Linked DNA regions of Homo sapiens: regions 1 and 2 are each linked to region 3. Evidence: chromatin contacts called from ENCODE Hi-C or POLR2A ChIA-PET data. All regions are on one chromosome and are shown on one strand. The core of a region is the stretch at or near the end of the contact, and the rest is flanking DNA. Distances in the headings are between cores, read along the strand shown.

The links. A loop is a pair of places that touch in the nucleus more often than their neighbours do. ChIA-PET counts read pairs that join two places held with the same protein, here RNA polymerase II (POLR2A). Pooled maps may share reads with other maps.
Region 1: a pooled map shows a loop between it and region 3 (20-fold over the local background). The contact joins the enhancer-like site here to the promoter of GOLGB1 in region 3. A Hi-C loop is called at or near these places in 4 of 50 pooled maps. POLR2A ChIA-PET finds 5 or more read pairs at or near these places in 2 of 52 experiments (PC-9 and T-cell).
Region 2: a loop to region 3 is called in a map of CD4-positive, alpha-beta T cell, with 14 times the contacts of the local background. The contact joins the promoter of SEC22A here to the promoter of GOLGB1 in region 3. A Hi-C loop is called at or near these places in 7 of 168 maps with a recorded cell type or tissue (B cell, CD4-positive, alpha-beta T cell, CD4-positive, alpha-beta memory T cell and 2 more), 1 of 37 single-sample maps with no recorded cell type and 11 of 50 pooled maps. POLR2A ChIA-PET finds 5 or more read pairs at or near these places in 1 of 52 experiments (Panc1).

What each region holds. Positions count from the first base shown.
Region 1 is chr3:120,717,848-120,721,718 of GRCh38, forward strand. All of the region lies in intron 2 of RABL3 (RAB, member of RAS oncogene family like 3), which reads right to left. Among named protein-coding and RNA genes, the nearest start is that of RABL3, 23 kb to the right of the region's middle. RefSeq lists enhancers at 1,634-2,193, 1,729-1,878. Within about 2 kb of position 1,827, at least 14 of the 41 ENCODE cell types and tissues checked have a DNase peak (open chromatin) inside an H3K27ac peak, as active enhancers do.
Region 2 is chr3:123,200,050-123,204,288 of GRCh38, forward strand. It overlaps SEC22A (SEC22 homolog A, vesicle trafficking protein), which reads left to right and starts at 1,894. Exons shown (of 7, transcript NM_012430.5): 1 at 1,894-1,937. RefSeq lists enhancers at 1,451-1,600, 1,611-1,690, 1,931-1,980.
Region 3 is chr3:121,747,321-121,751,555 of GRCh38, forward strand. GOLGB1 (golgin B1) reads right to left here and starts at 2,421. Exons shown (of 22, transcript NM_001366282.2): 1 at 2,312-2,421. RefSeq lists enhancers at 2,079-2,128, 2,149-2,388.

The DNA of each region.
Region 1 (3,871 bases), core at 577-3,076, 1.0 Mb before region 3:
TCATGTTGGCCTGCTCTCTGGGACTTTGCACAAAAGCATTCCTTGCAGACAAAATCAAGTCTCCACTCTCACATACAGGGGACTGCTGAGATAAAGTTTCTTTTGGAAACTTTGCCACCAGCTACACTCAAGACATTTATATCCCAGTTATCCTCTGTTACTATACATATTGGGTCCTTAATTGGTCTCTCATATTCTTATTCTCAGACTGCTTTTGCTTCCTCTACCCATCATTAAACTCCTAATTGTTTCCTTCTCCAAATATTTCCACTTTTCTCCTGGAATCTTACTCCATGGTTACAAAATTCCATTATACCCTATCCTCAATCTCATTCTATTAACAAATCTCCGCCTCTACCTTGAAAACACAACTTCTCCTTATGTCCTCTCAGATAGATGCTGTTCACTTTTCAATATTCTAATTACCTTGGAGTTCAGAAAATAGGAAATGCCTTGCTAACACTCCAAAGCTACTTCTAGTGCATTACTCCTCTACCCTTATATTAAAAATCTGCCTTCTTTAGATGCTCTGGACCATCAGCTATACTCCCCTCCCTCCTTGTCTTATCGTTAATATGTACTAGCTTCCTATTAGCATCTCATTCTTAGTCTTATACCTCTGCTCTATAAGTCCTGTCATTAAACACTTTGATATCCACTTGGCAATATGATTGCACTCCTTACCCAGTATTTCTCAAGGCATTATTCACCTATAAGAGAATCATCAAGATGCTTCTTAAAATGCAGATGCTTGGGCACCAATCAACTCTGAGTCAGAATATCTGGGGGCAAGGCCCAAGAATCAAATAAAAATACTAAGACTGTCAGACTGGTCATCAAAACAAAATTTAGCTATATCTTACTTATAAGAGACATCCCATAGATATTAGGACACAGAAAGATGAAAGTTGAAATATGTAAATAAGGTAAACCACACAAACACTAACTAAAAATAAGTTGGCTTTAACTATTTTAATATCAGACAAAATAGTCTTCGAGGTACAATGTATTACCAGATATAGGGAGGGACATATTAAAATAACAAAATGTTAAATCCTTTAGGAAGTTCAAACAATCATAAATTAGTACTCACCTAGTAATATAATCTCAAAGTATATAAATGAAAAATGGACAGGATTAAAATGAGGAATAGACAAATTCACACTTACTGTTGGAGATTATAATACTTATTCCTTAGCAATTGATGAAAAAAACAGACCAAAAAAACCCACCCAACAGAGATGGAGAAGATTTAACAAATGATTAACACATATTTAGAACACTGCACCCAACAATTACAAAATATACTTTGTTTTCAAGTGCATATGAAATTTTTATCAAAATTGACCATAAAACTGGACGTGGGGAGGGTGGAGCCAGGATGGCCGAATAGGAACAGCTCCAGTCTACAGCTCCCAGCGTGAGCGACACAGAAGACAAATGATTCCTGCATTTCCAACTGAGGTACTGGGTTCATCTCACTGGGGAGTGCCAGACAGTGGGTGCAGGACAGTGGGCACAGCGCACCGAGTGTGAGTCGAAGCAAGGCGAGGCATCGCCTCACCTGGGAAGCGCAAGGGGTCAGGGAATTCCCCTTCCTAGCCAAGGGAAGCGGTGACAGATGGCACCTGGAAAATTGGGTCACTCTCACCCTAATACTGCGCTTTTCCAACGGTCTTAGCAAAAGGCACACCAGAAGATTGTATCTCGCTCCTGGCTCGAAGGGTCCTACGCCCACGAAGCCTCGCTCATTGCTAGCACAGCAGTCTGAGAGCAAACTGCAAGGCAGCAGCCAGGCTGGGGGAGGGGCACCCACCATTGCCAAGGCTTGAGTAGGTAAACAAAGCAGCCAGGAAGCTCGAACTGGGTGGAGCCCACCGCAGCTCAAGGAGGCCTGCCTGCCTCTGTAGACTCCACCTCTGGGGGCAGGGCATAGCCAGAAACCTCTGCAGACTTAAATGTCCCTGTCTGACAGCTTTGAAGAGAGTAGTGGTTCTCCCAGCATGCAGCTTGAGATCTGAGAATGGACAGACTGCCTCCTCAAGTGGGTCCCTGACCCCCGAGTAGCCTAACTGAGAGACACCCCCCAGTAGGGGCAGACTGACACCTCACACGGCCAGGTACTCCTCTGAGACAAAACTTCCAGAGGAACAATCAGGCAGCAACATTTGCTGTTCACCAATATCCGCCATTCTATAGCCTCCGCTGGTGATACCCAGGCAAACAGGGTCTGGAGCGGACCTCCAGCAAACTCCAACAGATCTGCAGCTGAGGGTCCTGACTGTTAGAAGGAAAACTAACAAACAGAAAGGACATCCTCACCAAAACCTCATCTGTACATCACCATCATCAAAGACCAAAGGTAGATAAAACCACAAAGATGGGGAAAAAACAGAGCAGAAAAGCTGAAAATTCTGAAAATCAGAGTGCCTCTCCTCCTCCAAAGGAACGCAGCTCATCACCGACAATGGAGCAAAGCTGGATGGAGAATGACTTTGATGATTTGAGAGAAGAAGGCTTCAGACGATCAAACTACTCAGAGCTAAAGGAGGAAGTTCGAACCCAAGGCAAAGAAGTTAAAAACCTTGGAAAAAGATTAGATGAAAGGCTAACTAGAATAATCAACACAGACAAGTCCTTAAAGGACCTGATGGAGCTGAAAACCACGGCATGAGAACTACGTGACGAATGCACAAGCCTCAGTAGTCGATTCAATCAATTGGAAGAAAGGGTATCAGCGATGGAAGATCAAATGAATGAAATGAAGCGAGAAGATAATTTTAGAGAAAAAAGAATAAAAAGAAAGGAACAAAGCCTCCAAGAAATATGGGACTACGTGAAAAGACCAAATCTATGTCTGACTGGTCTACCTGAAAGTGACAGGGAGAATGGAACCAAGTTGGAAAACACTCTGCAGGATATTATCTAGGAGAACTTCCCCAATCTAGCAAGGCAGGCCAACATTCAAATTCAGGAAATACAGAGAACGCCACAAAGAGACTCCTCGAGAAGAGCAACTCCAAGACACATAATTGTCAGATTCACCAAAGTTGAAATGAAGGAAAAAATGTTAAGGGCAGCCAGAGAGAAAAGTCAGGTTACCCACAAAGGGAAGCACATCAGACTAACAGCTGATCTCTTGGCAGAAACTCTACAAGCCAGAACAGAGTGGGGGCCAATATTCAACATTCTTAAAGAAAAGAATTTTCAACCCAGAATTTCATATCCAGCCAAACTAAGCTTCATAAGCGAAGGAGAAATAAAATACTTTACAGATAAGCAAATGCTGAGAGATTCTGTCACCACCAGGCCTGCCCTAAAAGAGTTCCTGAAGGAAGCACTAAATATGGAAAGGAACAACCGGTACCAGCCACTGCAAAAACATGCCAAAGCGTAAAGACCATCGAGGCTAGGAAGAAACTGCATCAACTAACGAGCAAAATAACCAGCTAACATTATAATGACAGGATCAAATTCACACATAACAATATTAACCTTAAATTGTAAGTGGGCTAAATGCTCCAATTAAAAGACACAGACTGGCAAATTGTCAAGACCCATCAGTGTGCTGTATTCAGGAAACCCATCTCATGTGCAGAGACACACATAGGCTCAAAATAAAGGGATGGAAGAACATCTACTGAGCAAATGGAAAACAAAAAAAGGCAGGGGTTGCAATCCTAGTCTCTGATAAAACAGACTTTAAACCAACAAAGATCAAAAGAGACAAAGAAGGCCATTACATAATGGTAAAGGGATCAATTCAACAAGAACAGCTAACTATCCTAAACATATATGCACCCAATACAGGAGCACCCAGATTCATAAAGCAAGTCCTTAGAGACCTACAAAGACACTTAGACTCCCACAC
Region 2 (4,239 bases), core at 644-3,143, 1.5 Mb after region 3:
ATTATTGTCTTTCCTGTATAGTATTCTACTATGTGAATATTCTTCTTCCTTTTTTTTTTTTTTTTTTTTTGAGAAGGAGTCTTGCTCTGTTGCCTAGGCTGGAGTTCAGCGGCATGATCTTGGCTCACTGCAACCTCTGCCTCCCAGTTTAAGCAATTCTCCTACCTCAGCCTCCCAAGTAGCTGGGATTACAGATGCCTACAACCATGCCTGGCTAATTTTTTTGTATTTTAGTTGAGATGGGGTTTCACCATGTTGGCCAGGCTGGTCTCGAACTCCCAACCTCAAGTGATCCACCCCCGCCCCCGGCCTCCCAAAGTGCTGGGATTACAGGCGTGAGCCATCGCGCCTGGTCAGAATATTCTAAAATTTATTTATTTCATGAACATTCTTATACATATGTTTTCTGGTGAATATATGAATACATTTATGTTGAGTATATATCTAGGACAAAATTTATGTTAGTTCAGGCCTTTCTTCTGAACTCTAGACCTACATATCCAAATCTACTTGACATCTCCATTTATAGGCATTTCAAATTTAACATATTCCAAACCATTTGCTCCTCTTTCTGTGTTCCATGAGTCAGTAAATGGCTTCTTAATCCATCTAGTTACTTAAGGAGTCATCCTTAATATTCCTTTTTGTTGACCCTTCCCGGCAAACCAATCCGTTATGAAGTCCCTTGGATACCATTTCTAATTTATACATATCTTGAAATTATCTACCTCTTTCTGTCTCTAACTCCCATTACACTAGTTCAAGCCCCATCATTTCTGGCTTTGCCTGACGCAACTGCCTCCAAATGGCTTTCCAGCAGCCCTTCTTGCCCTTTTCCACACTATTCTCCACAAACAGCCTGAGTGATTCTTAAATATGCAAATAGGATCCTACTTAATAGTCTTTATTAGCTGCCCATTGACCTTGGGCTGAGATGAGACAAGGGCCAGACCATGCTGACTCTTATTGGCCACATTACAGATTTCAGGCTGTATTTTGGAAGATATCTTAAGGTCAACGGGCAAAGTTTCTCCTTGCTCCCTACACTCCATCCACACTGACTCCCTTTTAGTTCCTAGAGCACAAGAAGTTCTTTCATGCCCCGACAACCTCACACAATATTTCCTTGGCGGGGAACATTCTCTAAGGCTCTTCAATATGCCTGCCGCTTAAAAGGCACTTATTCAGAAGTCTTTTCCCTGATAGTCCAAAATTAATTGATCATTGCACCCACTAATTTTCCCTCCCAATACTGACAATTTGTAGTTCTGTAACTATTTATGCTTTAATATCTCTTGCTCCAATTACTCCTTAAATTCCATCAAGTGTTATGTCCACTCCTGTAACCCCGTGCTTAACACGGTGCTTGGCACATGGTAAACAGTCAGGAAATGCCTGTTTAATAATGCATGACCGATGCGAAGGCTGGAAGGGGTCGCAGGGTCAGCATCTGGCACTTCTCTGCCATGGTTAGTTTCCTTCTTGTGTGTGGGAATAGACGGGGCCAGGTCTTCTCCTTGCTCACCCAGAGGGGGCTTTTCTCCCTGTCCCCTTTATAAGTGTCTGCTGTAGGGCCGCGTGTGAGAGACAAAATGCCTGCAGAAACAGGGCGGCGAGCGGAAGAGATTGGCCCTATTTCTGAAGTCAACGTAGTTCTGTCATCAGAGGATGCTGTACTTTTCTGGCGCAGGTGCGAGAGAAGCTGCCAATCTCTCCTGGAGCGGGTGGGACTAAGGAGGGCCCCGGGAGCTGGGGGGTTGTTGTGTCCTTCCTGCAGAACCCGATTGGCCTGGGTGAGCTGAGGGAACGGGGGCGTGGTTTGATTCCGCGGGCGCGAGCCACGTTGGACGCGCCGCAGCGTCGCCGAAAGGTCCCTCCCAGGCCCCACAATGCACTTCGGGGCGCGTCACTCGGAGCGGCGGGTCCCGTCTCGACAGGTACTCCCCGGCCCCTCCCAGTCCTCTTCTTCCTTTCTTAGGGGTCGTTCGAATCCCTGCCGGCCTCTCCCCTCCCGCTCCCTGCCTCTCGCCACAGCCTCGGCCTTCGCCCTCGGGATTGAAGACCTACCCCACGGGCAGGAGCCAAGTCCGTGCCTTTGGGATGGGAGTCGGGGCCGCGGAGCTCTGGAGGGACGGGCAAGCGGGGACCCCGTCCCCTTCGACTTGAGGGTTCTCTGGGGCCAGGCGGGCGGCGGTTGCGCCTCGTCTGAGCCGCCTCGGGTGTTGGGCAGCCAGGAAAGGAGTGTTTGAAGGGGAGGGACAGTCGCACTTGGCTGTCAGCATGGTGGTGGGGATTCCCTGGCGCCCAGGTGTCAGAAACACGGTGATCTACCTGTGTAGGTGGCCCATGAGAGCTTGAGGTGGCATTTCCTATTTCTTTTAGGCAGAATGGGACTTGAACCAGTGTCTTACTTTACGTTTTGTGGGGATGGAGTGAGCCCTGAGCCCAGATATTTGCCCGCGTTGGCTCACGGAAATCTCTTGAGACCCTGTCTCAAGAGTCACTTTGGGAACGATGTGGCAGAAGGGAGACCTGAGCAATTGGCTCGGCAAGTGGAGGAGGCTTCCAAAAGAAAAGGACAAGCCCCAGCTGGCTTGAATCTCTCTGCCAGTGAAGACAGCTTAAGATAATTTTTCCCTGCTGCTTAGTTTCCTGGATCATCCACCTGGGGCAGGGGGCGAGCTTGAGAACCAGTCCCTCCTATGCCTATTCAGCCAAGGCAAAGCCTAGCCCAGAGCAAAAGTATCAGCCACCAGACTGGAGATGTTGGGATCTTCAGTCAGGGGAACAGCCACTTTTCAAACTCTGAATCACTTTCCATGTTACTGATATTTGCTTACATGCTAAGATTGTAAGGAATCAGGCAATGCCTTAAACGGTACCTACAATTTCTGATATATTAAGGTTCATTCAGTATTTGACTCTGACACCTGTGACCATATCCTAAAGTAATGGGACATTCGGGTATTTCCTATGTTGAAAACCATCACATCTGTTTAGTGCCTTTTTTTTTTTTTTTTTTTTTTTTTTTTTTTTTTGCGTGCAACTGGTTAAAATCGAAGTATATCTTATGTTGGTATATGAAAGAGGCCTAGGTCTTATCACAGGGGTGCCTGTGACCTTCCTTGAGTGTCTCACAGAGTTGTTAGAATTGGGCCTGAGTTTAAATCCCTACTTTGTCACCTACTCGTTTAGGGATTAAAAAAAATTCCTCAAGCTTTCTGGGCTTGAATTTCCTCAAAGGTAAAATGGAACTAATAATACCTATCTCACAGGTTTTTGGAACGCTTAAATGAGGTAATGTGTATAAAGTGCGTGGTCCATGGAGAGTAATCAATAAATAATACAGCAAATATTTAATGTAGTGCTTTTAGCATGTTACAAGGCAATGTTTCAGGCACTTTACATGATCCTATGAGATAGATACTATTGTCATCTTTAAAACAAGCCTATGAGATAGATGCTATTAGTAGCCACAATATATAGATGTGGAAATTGAGATATAGAAAGGCAAAGCTTGTCCAAATTTACATGGCTGGTAGATGGTGGAGCCAGGATTAGAACCCAGGCAGCAAGTGAATAGATAGTTTCTATATCCCTGGTTTCTTGTGTCTTGTTGGTTTTGGGAGACTGATGAAGCATAGTGATGTAGAGATACTAGAAACTTAGACCGAAGTACCAGTTCTGCTATATACTAGCAGTGTGACATTGAGAAAGTGAGCCTTAGTTTCCTCATCTGTAAAATGGTGGTTTTACCTACCCAACCGTGAACTATGTGGCACTATAAAAATGTTGGGATTGACACATTTGAGCATGTATTGGGGGCCCTGTCCTAGATGTGGGTAAAATCTGTTGTGAAGCCTGAGGTCTTATACATACTGTGCAGTGCAAGCACCCATAATAGGAATGTCGAACACTGCTAGTGAGGTAGAAGGCATAGGCAAAATGGCGGAAATTCCATCCCCTTTATCACCCACTCTATCCCCCACCCTCAGCGAGCACTTTTAATAAAATAATATGTACCATATTGGTATTGTTTCCCAAACTTTGGTACTGTCACATATGCAAGATAATTTGATAAGCAAATGAACATTAAAAAATTCTCCCCAAATTTTCACACACATACATATTTGAATGAAACAAGTTCATTTAATTTAAATTAGGAGAAAAACTTAACATCTCAAAACTGATTTCACAGATATTATTGCTAAAAAATAAAGGACAAGAAAAGTAAGTCAA
Region 3 (4,235 bases), core at 1,171-3,670:
GTGTATATACGTATATATGTATATATATGTGTATATACGTATATATACGTATATGTCTATATACGTATATATATACATATATACGTATATATATGTATATATATACATATATACACATGGATGTTATATAACAAAACACTACAGCAGTGTTTTGATGGCTAATGACTGAAAATCTAAATGTCCATCAATGGGGACAGGCTAAATACTATTTTTATATTTTTACAAAGGACTGCTGTGTAGCCATGGAAAGGATGAGGTAGTTTTATACCCATGGATATTGAAAGTGCCTAATATACAGTACTAAATGGCAAAAGCATGTGTATTAGGATTCCACTTGTGGGAAAGACAGAAGGGGGTATATATTATCATGTGCTTTATTATGATCAGAAAGTTTCTTAAATATAACCAAGAAATTATTTACAGTGCTTACTTCTGGGAAGTGGGGAATGGAGATGGGTAGATCAGTAGATAGAAAAGAAAAAGACTTTTTTTACATTGTATCCTTCTGTATTAAATTTCCTTTTATCAAAAGCATATAGCTGATTTTAAAATAGCTTAATTAAAAATACAGCAATATAGAGCTTAGTCTCCTTTTACATAATGGTTTCTAACCACAGACTGGTATGTAATGATCAGTGGTATTCCTAATAGTAATTAACCTAGAGAAATTAATGAATGATTTATTTTATAAACAAGGATAAAGTCAACATCCCTTTAATTAATCCATTAATCAAAGGGAGAAAAAGAAAGGGGGCCTATAAAACTCAAGCAGAAGGTTGAAAAAAATCTTCTAAAGATCATGTTTAAGAAAGGCTGCATCCCAGAGTCTGGATGCCAGAAATGCCAACGACCTTCTTGAAAAACAAGGAAGTATCTTTACGTGATTGTCAAATTGGGTTGGGAGGTCCCAAGGTGTGGACAAGGCTTTTTAAAAACTTCATTCTTTTACGTTTATACTTTTGCATATTTCATATTATACACAACATATTTACAGTGGTAGTCATACACTATAAATAATTAAACACACAACATTTGGGGAGATGCATGCTCAAAAATGTTTTACTGATAGGGAGTGCAATTAAAAGGTTTGGAAGCTGCTGAGGTAGTAAAAAATATTGATGCAGTGAAAAGAAAAACATTAAATGGTCATTCTGTGGTCAAGGGATGAGAAGTAAAAGCTATGAAGCAGTTAATGTACAATGCCTGCAACTTTTGAGTACTCTTCAACTTTTTCCTGCATCTATTCCAAAACCAAATCCTGCCATTTTTCCAATAGGATATTTCCTGAGTTTGCCCCTTCATAACCATTCTGACCATCTAAATCTTATCAATTCACGCTTTTGGAAAGGCCTCTGGCCCTTATGTAAAGAGCCCTCCACTTGCTTGCATCTTGCACAGAACTGTAAAAAGGTCCTTTAAATGCTCAGACAGCTTCCAACTATCTCCAAAAGTGAAAGTACTTACCCATGATTGTAAATATCCCTGTCCCACTCTCAAACTGTCCGCTCCCCATAGACCAACTGGAGCTCTTTAAATAAGTCAGACAAATATATTCCTCATTCCTCAAAGGACTCACCCTCCCTTTCACATTCCGGTTGTGCAGATTAAACATACTCCACACCATCAAACCAAGTTATTTTTCCTCGAGAACTCTCTTAGAGGTTCCTTTTTCTCTAACAGCCTGCCCACCTCTGATTCCTGGGATTTTCGTGTTGACGGGATCGTTGGGATCTTTCCTCTCTTCTCATCTTTCCAGTAACCCATTAGCATTAGCAGGATTATTGGACAGGCCTCCGTTTGCATTAATATCTCCAATGATTCTGTGATCTCCGCCCTAAAGACCTTTGATTTCTTTTGGTCGCGCCTCCCCTTCGGGACACCAAGTTTGTTTAGGGCCTGAGCACAGGGGCCCAGCAGGTTCTTTCCGACGTCAGCGGCTGCGTACGGAGGCCGACTTAGGCAGGCCGCTCCAGGAACAAGGCCGTGCGGACAGGACTGACCTAGGCGCTTTTCCCCGTCGCTCCCAGAGGAGAAACGTACCGGGGAGGGGACAGACCGTGAGCAAGTGGTCCAAGTCTGCGCAGGGTGACCCCGAAGGCCCACCGGAGAGGCCGAGGCTTGTGGGCTACTAGAACTAGGCCTGGTAGGTGAAGGAGGCGGGTGAAGGGCCGGATCCAGGACTGAATCCGGGAGAGGCGGGGCGAGGAGGGGACTCCGGTGTAGCTGCTTGGGCAGCTCCCGCGGCCCCTCTGGCGGGGGTGACCGTTATTGGACTCGCAGAGGGAAGAGTTGGGTAGCGTCCCCTACTCACCTAGAAGCGCTGCCGCCTGAGGCTCCAGCTGCCCCCCTCCCAATTCAAGCCACGTCAGCTCGGGAAGCCCGTACGCGACACCTTCCACCGCCGCGCCCCGCCAGGGACTCAGCCACTAGCAGTTGGGACGGAAGATGGGATTAAGACACCGACCAATCAGGACTATCGGCAGGACGTTACCAGGGAGACCAGGCACACCTTGTTTGTTACCAACCTATCAACAATGACGGAAACCAATCAACGACAGAAGATGCTCCGCTTCCTCAAAGAAACAGCCAATGGACCCTAAAGAGTGAATGAGGGGAGTGATTAGACGCGAGTAGGTGCCCCGGAACAAGATCTGGGGAGGGACAGGAAGTGTCGAGTGGGCGGGCGTTCTGGGAAAGGTCAGATGTTCTCAGTGTGAAGTGGTTATGCTGGCTTCCTCCAATTCCTCCTCTTCGTCGGTTGTGACTGACCGAGACAGCGGCTTGGGCTTCGGCAGAGACTTGAGACTGCGGGCACCCGCTGCCATTAGGATTGTTGAATGAGCTGTGAGAAGGGAGTGGGGGATATGGGACTCTTAGATTGAAAAAATACTGGAGCCTCTTAGTTGTTCGTCTAGTTTCACCTTTTGATTTTGTTGATGAAAAATAATTAACCACAGAAGTAACTTGCCCAAAGTCAAACAGCGACTTAGTGATGGAACTCGGACTAGAACCCGGTGTCAGTATGAAAGAGGATCAGCAATGTCTGTAAGGACATGATTGTGAGAGAGAGAGTAGTGAATACTAGGAAGGTGCCTCTTACAAAGTGGAGCCTAAGCCAGGACCTAAGCAAAGATTGAGAGTTGAGGGCTCAGGCTCTGCAATGAGTGTCAGTGAGGAGCTCCAGCAAAAGACTGAAATCACTCATGCTTTCCTTAAACCCCTAAGGAAAGGGAAGGAAAGTAGCCAGTTTCCAATGAGCTGTCATTTCAGGCACTCTCTTGGCAATAAGAGTAATGTTAGTTTGAATTTATTGAATCTTGCTGTGCACTCAGCTGGCCCATTGTATGTATACTCATCTTAATGATTACATAACTTCACAATTCAAACATCAGCTAAGTAAGGCCTTTCCTGGCTGCCCATCTTACGGAACTGGAGGTCATTATTCTAAGTGAAATAAGTCTGGCACAGAAAGACAAATATCCCATGGTCTCACTCATGTGGGAGCTTAAAAAGTTGATCTCATGGAGTAGAGATAAGTACCAGAGGCTGGGAAGGTGGAGTTGGGGGAGGGAGGGAAGAGATTGGTTAATGGGTACAAACGTAGATAGAAGGAATAAGTTCAAGTGTTTGATAGCACAGTAGGGTGACTATAGTTAACAATATGTTATATATTTCAAAATAACTAGGAGATTAGAAATGTTCCAAACACAAAAATGATAAATGTTTGAGGTGATAGATATCCTAAACACCCTGATTTGATCATTACACATTGTATGCATATATCAAACTACCACACCCCATAAATATGTACAAATATGTATCAATACAAACATAAATAAAATTGCAATTTCCTGCATGCACTATATACTTCTTCTTTGCTTCTTTTTCCCCTAAGCATTTTGCCATCTAAAGTACTATATATTTCATTTATCTGGTATCTCTCTTCTCATTAGATTATAAGCTCCAGGAAGGTAGTAATTTTGATCTCAGCTTTATCTCCAGGTCCCAGAAAAGTATAGAGGAGGGCACTCAATATCTGTTAAATTAATAAAGTATATATGATTATCCTTATCTTAAATGTGAGACAATAAGACTTCAGAAGGTTAAATAATTTGCACAAGGTCACATGGTGAGGGGCAGAGACAGAATTTGAATGCTGCAGTACTTAATGAATACATCATATTCTTATATCCCTGATTGTATCCACCCAGCAAAGTCCTAAACCTGCATCAGTC